Regions from separate parts of the Homo sapiens genome. Here region 2 is linked to region 1. The links are chromatin loops, found by intact Hi-C in ENCODE. Cell type or tissue: PC-3. All regions are shown on one strand.

Evidence for each region. A loop is a pair of places that touch in the nucleus more often than their neighbours do. Peaks named below come from ENCODE experiments on the same cell type or tissue, not always from the same donor. Only the 100,000 strongest peaks of a DNase experiment are listed, where the experiment ranks them.
Region 2: a loop joins it to region 1, with 2.1 times the contacts of the local background. A loop is called at or near these places in 1 of 110 quality-filtered maps.

What each region holds. Positions count from the first base shown.
Region 1 is chr6:54,372,590-54,377,589 of GRCh38, reverse strand. The region is part of intron 9 of TINAG (tubulointerstitial nephritis antigen); the gene reads right to left. Among named protein-coding and RNA genes, the nearest start is that of TINAG-AS1, 7.5 kb to the right of the region's middle. In PC-3, no CTCF peak of the experiment used is centred here; no DNase peak of the experiment used is centred here.
Region 2 is chr6:54,653,464-54,658,463 of GRCh38, reverse strand. LOC107986606 (a long non-coding RNA gene) reads left to right here. Exons shown (of 3, transcript XR_001744176.3): 2 at 2,787-2,860. Among named protein-coding and RNA genes, the nearest start is that of FAM83B, 190 kb to the left of the region's middle. In PC-3, no CTCF peak of the experiment used is centred here; a DNase peak (open chromatin) is centred at 3,103; H3K27ac peaks cover 313 bases.

The DNA of each region.
Region 1 (5,000 bases):
ATTTACAAACATTTGTTTAGACAGACCAGAACCTTACTTTACTGAAGTTATTTCTTATTTATTTATTTATTTATTTCTGAGACCGAGTCTCACCCTGTTGCCCAGGCTGGAGTGCAGTGACACAGTATCGGCTCATAGCAAACTCCGCCTCCCAGGTTCCAGCGATTCTCCTGCCTCAGCTTCCCGAGTAGCTGGGATTACAAGCATGTGCCACTGTGCTCAGCTGATTTGGGGATTTTTAGTAGAGACGGAGTTTCACCATGTTGGCCAGGTTGGTCTTGAACTCCTGACCTCAAGTGATACTCCCGCCTCGGCCTCCCAAAGTGCTGGGATTATAGGTGTGAGCCACTGTACCTGGCCTACTGAGGTTATTTCTATACCTTTGTGAGCACAGTGGGTTCACAAGCTTGAGAGATCTTAATACTGGCTATTTGGTTTTTGTTTTGTTTTGTTTTTCCTCAAGGAAATCCACATAATACGGTTCTTTTAAATTGTTTCTACTTCATTAAATTAAATTGTTTCAATTATTTTTTAAGACTCATTAATAACTTTTTCTCTCAAAATTTAGTGATACCTGGGAATATGCTGGTTTTGAAAAAAATCTGGGCAGCTCTTAGCCCATCTACCACATTCCCTAAGGATGCATGAGTGCTGCCTGAGCCCTTCAGTCTCCCTACATTGAGACTGGGTTTCCGTCTCTCACTCAATGCACATAATTATTTAAGCTCTTCCTTCAGGATTTATTTTATATGCCCACTTTTCATGAGTTCCAGAAACACTACTTTTTTATATATATGAAAAGTCTTTATGGAAAGACCATAAAGTTCCTGCAGAGTAAGGTATTAAAACCCATGAAAGAGTGATTTAAGATCCTGTACTTCTAAGGTTATTAATATTTCCATGCATGTTCCTTTTAAAAGGGATATTGTTCTTTTTAGATAACTATGCTAAACACTAAACTTTTCTAAGCCCTATTTTAAGTTATGCCTAGATAGTAAAATTATTGGAACAGAATAATTTGCATATGATTTTAAATGATATTTTTTTCTTTTCTTTGGTTTTGGTAGATTTTGTCAATGAGGCCCATACACCCAGTGAAGTCATATTAGATGCCATAAATAAGAGAGGGTTGAAAATAAAACTTTATTAAAGCAAAATTTATATTCCTATAAGTATCCCTTTTAAGGTAAGCACAGAATCTCTCTTGTATACTACACCTGTTAGTTTCTACTTTTTTTTCAACAAATTACTGGTTAGCCCAAAGAAGACATATATTTTGCTTTCGAAAAACTGTCAGTCTAATGGGACTGATATTGAGGAATGAAAAACAAGAATATAAATAGATAGAATTCTGTAAGTGTCACTTTTAAAAAGAGCATGTTTTGAACATTTCTACAAGTTAACACATGAAAACATTAACTCTCCGCCAAAGGCAAAGATGACTTTGTTCAGAGTTGAGTAGAAATTTCTTCTTGACATGGGAGTGTAGAATTTATGGCAAAATCAGCAGGTGCAGTCATACAGCCATGAAAACCTCATCTCTGCCTATTCTAGGAGCAGCACTTAGTCCAGTGTGACTGAAGAAAAGGGATGGGAGTGGTGGAGAATGAAGTTAGGCAGGTGTGGCTCAGTCCTCCAAGATGGTTACCAGACGTGGCATTTACAAAGTTGGTGATAAAGAGCCATTTGAATATGGAATGTGACATGATCCGGATTATCTTTTAGAAAGACAGCTCTGGTGTTAGCATCGGGTATAGTCTCCAGTGAGAGCCGGCTAGAAGCAAAAGATTTATGTTGCAATTCAAGCAAGAAATAATGAAATTCTGAATAAGAATGTAAGACCCATAAAGTAACGTTGTTTGTTCTTTTAACAGTTGTATCCTAAACATCTAGGGCAATGACTTTCACACAGTTGACCCTAAATAGATATTTGTTGAGCCAGTGAATTGAAGTACCTTGGCAGAGGGAATAAATGAGAGGGAACAAGTTTGAGAACTACTTAGAAGGTAAAAGTGATGGAATTTGTTGGCCAATTTATATGGAAAGAAAGGGATGAGAAAGAGTCAAGGTTAGCAACAGCATTTCAAAGTTGAATGAATAGGTACATCAAATGTGCACTACTTGAGGTGAACTTCATATTATACAGAGATGTGTTTCTGATTATCCGGTTAGTTTATCATTGCCTAAGACAGTGGTTACAGAATTGCTTCACCTTCTTCTGGATTTTCTCTACTGATATGGCTCTACACATAAACCTTTAAATTAATGGCTTTTCTGTGTTTCTGACAAACAATAAGCCTAAGAACAAAGAAAAACTAATTTCCAAAAGAAATTCTGAAGCAATCTTTCTCTACAGGAATTCTTCTGTGATGAGAATAATTATTTCCTAACTCATGTGTTAAGAACACATTTGCTTAGGGATTGGATTCCTTAAAGCCAGTCTCACAACCATCTAAGAATCTGGAGTTAGAAGAAAAAGAAAAATAGTTTTATTTTATTATGATGGTAGGTATATTACACTGTAGCAGAATCACCCAGACAAAAATGTTCCAATATTTTGGAAGATTTGCTATTTCTGGGGTCTCTGCACGTACCCAATAGACTGATAACAGGGATTCAAATTCATGTTTTCTGGGCAGACAAACTCTGTATTAGTGAATATAGATCCAGACAGATTAAAAAAAACAGTTTTAAAACAGTGGACATGTAAAGATATTTTATACAGGACACCCTACTTGAACAGGAAATTTTGGAGCAAAACAAGGAGCAAATATATCATATAACCTGATATGGAACTCCAACCCTTCTTATTAAGGAAATGAAACTCAGATAGGCTATCAGGATAAAGAAACCACTAGATGGGCTTCAAGTCAATAACAATGATACAACTACACTGGATATAGGATTTTGCTTTCAGAGGTAAGACTACAGATAGAGTCTTAGTTCCCATTACACAAAGATTTGAAAGATAACTGCAGGAAGAATAAGGAAAAGATATGCAGGCTTTTATTTTCTTATACATGTTCTACCTGAGATGCTTAGGAACTTCGTTTTTAAGAAAAGCTCATGCCTAGTAAATGAAGTGTTATTGAATATGAAAAAGTGCTAATTAATGCTAGATCAAAGATGGATAGAAACAGACTCCACAGGAAAGCAACATGAAATGTGGGCATTCCCTACCACCACTTAATTTTCTACTTGAGCAAAATATTAATCAAGCTAGGGTTCAATATATCTAAGATCAGGTACTTTTATCGATATGTTCTGCCAGGAAGCTACAAATTTTATCACAGGTTGAGGAGCAGATGATGGCTCATGAAATAGCATTTTTCACATGAAAATATTAATATCACACATGATCCTGTGTACCTAACGTTAATTATCTAAACAGCTTTATACAATGCCTACCATATTCCTTATATCCTGATGTATCAGGAAGCAAGAAGATTACAAGTGTAGTATCACATGTAATTTGACCTATGAAAAGAAGTTTGGAGAAAATTGATAAATGTGTGTGCCCAGTTCATACTCTGGTCAGAATGACCTGCTGTAGAACTGAGAGAACTGTCCTTCTGTATTTACTATGCTGACAGAATATGCATTAAAACATCTATACATCTACAACAATGTGACATGTGCTAAGCAAAGAGAGAGCAAAGACCAAAATCATATATCATGATCAATGACAATTGACTAGGGTAATATCTTATGAAGAGAAACTTTAAGGGAAAACTTTATCCCTTTGATGTTAGGAATAGAAATGGCTTTTTGCCTTCTCATAGAATCTTAGCACTGGAAGGAGACTCAGAAATTATAGCATACTATAAGGGTTGGCCAGCTATGGTTTACAGGCAAAATCTAGCCTGGGATGCCTGTTTTTGTTAATAAAATTTTATGGAATATTCGTGCTCATTTATTTGCATATCGTCCATGTCAGCTAATGGTAGAATTGAGTAGCCAAGACCCCATGGCCCACAAAACCAATCAGACTCTAATTCATTTTATATATTTCATAGATAAAGGGACTGAGGCCCAAAAGGTTAAATAGCATTTCAAGATTATATGCTTAAGTGGCTAAATTATCACTAGTGTCTTAGAAGCAGATAATAACACAAGCAATAAAAATTAGAACTAGAAAAAGGCAGAAAAAGAGTAGAATCATTTCTAGCTGTGGTGAAGAGGAAAGGCATAATAGGCCTTCGATAATCTGTAGAAGATGCCAGGGGAAATGAATGCGTATCTGAGAGAGAAGAGCATCAAATAATGTAAGGAGGTGGCCTTCATGCATTCACAGAGAAATCGTGAAAGTTTTGGAAGAGAGAGGGATTGTAGGCAGCCATAGGAAGATCAAACTAGTGATGGTGAACAAGATATATTAAATGGAAAAGTGTGGGGTTGGAGGTAGGGGAAACAGTTGGGTCATTATACCAATATTCTAACCAGGGTTGCATTTATCACATCCAAGTCTCATTTATATCAAGAAATGTAATGAACACAATTGTTACATTGATGGGAATGGAGAAGAGTAATATTTAATGCATTTATCTTAAGGATCAAAATAAATCAAAGTTGTCACTTAATGCCACAGCTAGTACTCATTAATCATGTGCAAAATTTGTTTTTTCTGTAGCCCTTTCCTTTTTATTGTGGCTCAGACTTGGGCTGACTTTCTCTTTGGTCTTATTGAAGTAATCAGTAATATCCTAGATATTTCTGTGCAGAGAAGACATTGCAAATTGCCATAGCAACATATGCCTTTTAACAAAACTCTTGGTTCATTCATTATCAGAATTGTCATGTATATGTGTGTGTGTGTGTATATATATATATATATATATATATATATATATATATATATATATGTATGTATTTATATAATATTCTTGGAGGATCGGATAAAATCCTAACCCTAGATTCTGCAGTGGTAATCTCATATCACATGCATATACAGATGTATAGTAATAACCCAGCAAGTGCTCTCTTTTTCATGGGACAACCAA
Region 2 (5,000 bases), 280 kb before region 1:
TTCTAGGATTTGTTTTGAATTGTTCATTCTGGCTCCACACACCAATCCCCATTGGTACAGGATTCCTACATGTCTCATAGGTGGAAATCAGACGATTGTTACTTACAAAACTAATGGCTGTATTCTCTGTCTCTAAATAATCTGACTACTTTCTTTGTCTTCTCTTCCTCCATTGCTTCATATATGTGGTTGCTTCTTGTGGATTGTCTCTAGCTTTTCTTCTCCACATTCCCTTGAGAATCACTTTCATCCTTAATTCAGCTCTTACTGCCTACAGACTTCAAGACCCTTCAGCTTTAACCATTGCTTTATGTTACCAGACTCAGAAGCTTACTACCAATTAAGTATGTCTAGATGAATGCTTGATGCCCAAACCCAGGCTGTAAAAAAACAACTCTTCACTCGCCTGTCCAAATGGCCGCTCTTTAAGTGTCCTTGCCAACACTCCATTTCCCAGCCTTAAGCCCTCAGGATCACTGCATCTTTTCCTTTAGCCCACCCTACAGAAGTTAGCAGTTTCTAAGACTCACTGATTTTACTTCTATTTCCTTTGTTTTCTATCGTCACTGCTTAAATCCTAGTTCAAACTCTTTTGTCTTAGGGATAGGAATACTCCCTTCTCTGGTCACTCTGCCTCCTGTCTTTCCCACATACAAGCACCTTACGTATTATTCTTGACCAATTTTCCTCAACTGCAGTCATTTTCTTTTGACTATGAAACCAAAACTTTCCTCCTAATATGCTATAATATATACCAACATACTTTTCCAAATTTATTTAGGAATCCATTTAAAGGCTACAGTCCAAATAACTTCTTCCTTTGCCTCACATATGTACCAAAATTTTCAGCCTTGATGGGTTTGCTTATGATGCTCCTCCATATTGGAATGTTATTCCTTCTCCCAGATCATGTTCTCATGTCTCAAAATAATTTTTCCTTCAAGGACCTCCTTAAACATTACCTATCAATGAAATTTCCCATAATGCAATCATTCAGAAATAATTGTTGCTTCAGCTCACCTCCTATAGTACTTTGTAGACATTTCCTTTAAGTATCTATTTTTTTCTATCTTTTATTGTAAATGTAGTTATATATTTTCCCTTCTAGAGGTTAAGTATTTGAAGAAAAATTTCATAAACCTATTTATCTTCATTTCCTTCACAATGCTTAATGAATTATTCAAATTGTCCTATGTGTTAACCAGTAATTTTTTTTTTTTTTTTTTTTTTTTGAGATGGAGTCTCAATCTGTCACCCAGGCTGGAGTGCAGTGGTGCAATCTCGGCTCACGGCAAGCTCTGCCTCCCAGGTTCACGCCATTCTCCTGCCTCAGCCTCCCGAGCAGCTGGGACTACAGGAGCCCACCACCACGCCCGGCTAATTTTTTTGTAGTTTTAGTAGAGACGGGGTTTCATGGTATTAGCCAGGATGGTCTCCATCTCCTGACCTCGTGATCTGCCCGCCTAGGCCTCCCAAAGTGCTGGGATTACAGGCGTGAGCCACCGTGCCCAGCCGTTAACCAGTAATTTTTAATATTTTTAGTAGATTGACATGCTACAGAAAGTGCTGTGGTTCTAAAACTTTACTAATTTAATTAACCTGATTTGCAAGTTTTTGCTATCACAAAGTTTCTGTATGAGGATTGGATTAATCTTGACTCTAAGGATAAAGCCTTGCTTAATGCATTCAATTATCTGAATCTGTTGGATGTGATAAAAGAATGTGTATTGGCCCTGTCAAATTGTCTTATGAATTAAATTACCTTCATGAAGGCCAAATAATAAGATGAACTGAAGAACAGGATTTAGCAAAAAGGAAGCCAGATTCTTCTAATGTACTTATATCATAACCAAGTGAATAAAAGGATAAAGTATCAAATCAAGGGATCCACTGAATGTCCTCATAGGAAGAGCAGGAGTTATAACTTCAGTGATAATTGCTTAGTAGTGGCCCAGCCAGAGAAAAAGTCAGGGAAAAAGAGAAAAAAACGTGCTCTTCCCTTTCAATGAGGGATTTTAATATGCATGATGGGCCAGGCATGGTGGCTCACACCTGTTATCCCAGCACTTTGGGAAGCCGAGATGCAAGGATTGCTTGAGCCCAGGAGTTCAAGAACAGTCTGGGCAATGTAGGAAGACCCCATCTCTACAAAAACTAAAAATAAAAATTAATCAGGTGTACTGTTGTGTGTCTGTAGTCCCAGCTACTTGGGAGGATGAGGCAGTTGGATCGCTTGAGCCCGGGGATGTTGAGGCTGCAGTGAGCTGTGGTGGTGCCACTGTACTCCAGTCTGGACAACAGAGTGAGTCCCCTATCTGAAAAAAAAATACTGAATATCTGTAACCATACCTTTGAGGATGTCAAATTAGAATAAAACAAATTAAGGGGAAATAAAACCTAGCATCTACTTAATGCTTCTGCATGTCAGACACTGTTCTAAATGCTTTGGATGTGTTCCTCATTTAATTCTTACAACTCTGTATACAGGCATCATTATTAGTCCTTTTTTTTTACATTGAAATAAAACTAAGGCATAGGCAACTTAAGCAAGTATTCAAGATAATGTAAGATCACATCTGAAGGAGCTTGGATTTGTTTAAATCCAAGCAGTTGGACTCTAGGGCATACAATTTCAATGATTATACTAACCCTACTTTATTGCTTTACAGATAAAGCTCTCTTACCCAACTTACCAAAGGAGATAATATACAAGAAAATAAGCAATATTTAGTCTTATTCATGTATTGAACATGTATCTACTAAGCACTTACATTGTTCTGTTCTAGACGCTGGGAACACAGTTGAGAGCAAAGCAGAAGCACCGACCTTGATAGAGTCTCCATGAGGGTTTGATACACAGGTAATAAGTAAATGAAATAAAAAGGGATAATACAAGTTTATATAATAGTTCAAAAAATAAACACAGCAAGAAGGTAGAGAACATGCATAGCAATAAGGGGTCCTGTTTCAGATCATTTGCTTTGGAAAGGGATACCTGAATAGGGAGTGATTTGACCAGCATGTGAAAGGAGCATGCTATTTAAAGATGCAGATGAGAGGTGTGTAAACAACTTGTGGTATGTTAGTAAAACATGATAGGGCCAGTGAACCTGAACTGAGTAAGCAAGGGGAAAGTTGTAAGGTGGAGAGGAGCCAGATCATGCCAGGCTTTTGTTTGGTTAAGGCCAAGAAAATGAGTTTGAGTTTTATCCTAAGTAGACGGAAAACCATTAAAAGTTTTGAGCTACAGAAGTGAACTGATCTGCTTCTAATTGCAAAAGGATCACTGTGGCTATAATGTGTAAAATAAGAAATAGAGACTGAAGCATATACGAATAGAAACAGAGAGAGTATTTAGGAAGTTTACTGCAATCTTCTAGTCTAGAGAAGATAGAAAAATAGTGTTGGAAATGATGAGAAACTATCAGATTCTATATACATGTTGAAAATTGAGTCAACAGAATTCACTAATAAATTGATTGTGGAGTTTAAGGGAATTAGGTATTGAATACAACCCCTTGGTTTTTGGATTTGTCAGCTGGATGAATGGCAGTACTCTCTACTAATGGAGAAGACTGGGGGAGAAAAAAATTTTTGTGGGAATGATAAATGAAAATCAAGAGTTCTCTTTTGAACATGTCAAATTTAAAGTCTATATCAGATATCCAAGTGGAGATGCTAAGGAGGTAGTAAACACACACACACACACACACACACACACAGACAGAGAGAGACAAAGAGGTCAGATTGGAAATAATATTTGGAAGTCATCAGCATAAAGATGGTATCTAAAGCCAGGAGTCTGCAGGAGCTCACCTAGTGATTTAATAGAAAAAAAGAGATGAGAAAAGGATTGAAAAGAAGCCAGTGAGTCATGAAGTCAAGTACTTGAAGGGGAGCAACCAACAATAACAACAATAAAAAAATTAATAAATAACTTTCAGTAAGGAGGAGTAACAGATAGTCTAATGAAATGCATTTTATTCATTCCATGTTCATTTGGCAAATACTAAATGAGTGATTTCTATGTAGCAAATCCACTGGTCAAATATATTTGCACAACTCAGTCTTAAAATGACCCCTAGTCAGATCCTAATCCTTGTTTTGCTCATTTATTTCTGGCATCACTTTTTCTCCTTAAATAACTGTATTTTCCCTCTGTTTTTGCTTATCCTAATTTCAGCTCACTTTCAATACTCACTTCACCTGCTACATGATCCCCTGCTGGATAGTTTTTCTAAATACACTTGTCTTATACTCTTTTTGACATAAAAGTTTTTATAGCAATGTAATATGTATCTTTCTGTAGATCTAGTCACTTCAAGTATATTATAAGCCTTTCTGAAAGGCAAGGATCAAACAATAAAATCGTAGTGCTATCTGTATTTTTTTTTCTTTTGGTATTGTTATCATAAGTATTAAATACCCACTTTTTAGACTTGTGAGAGTTTTTTTTATGGTCATCTATTCCAATAATTCCAAGTATAAAGACTGTATTTTACCACGGAGAGCTCCAAACTTAAGCTCCAAACTTAAGTTATCTACCCATATTATGAGCCTTACTAGTTTAAACCAAGCACCTTGTTTCCTTTCTTTTGATTAGGATTACACCACTTGAATGCTTTTATGCTATTTGTCTCATGGTAATTACAAATACTGATTATTAATTAGTTGTCTTTTATTAATACATGAATTATTAGTCTAGAAATATGATATAGACAAAACATTTTAAAAGATAAAACTGACAAAGATAGATAAATAAAGGAATATTGGTTATATGTGACCCACACAGATACTCAGGCCAAACTGGGTTGGGGTGAGAACACCCACAAAAGAAACTCAAAGATAGAAGTGTCCTTGGAATCAAGTTTGAGGAGACATGACAAGAATGGATATTTCCCAGTGGATTCCATGAACACTCTAGCCCTGAAACAGTGAGAAAACCAGAAAAGACCTAAGGGATATGAGAGTATAATTTCAATGAGAGAGGACAAGCTGTG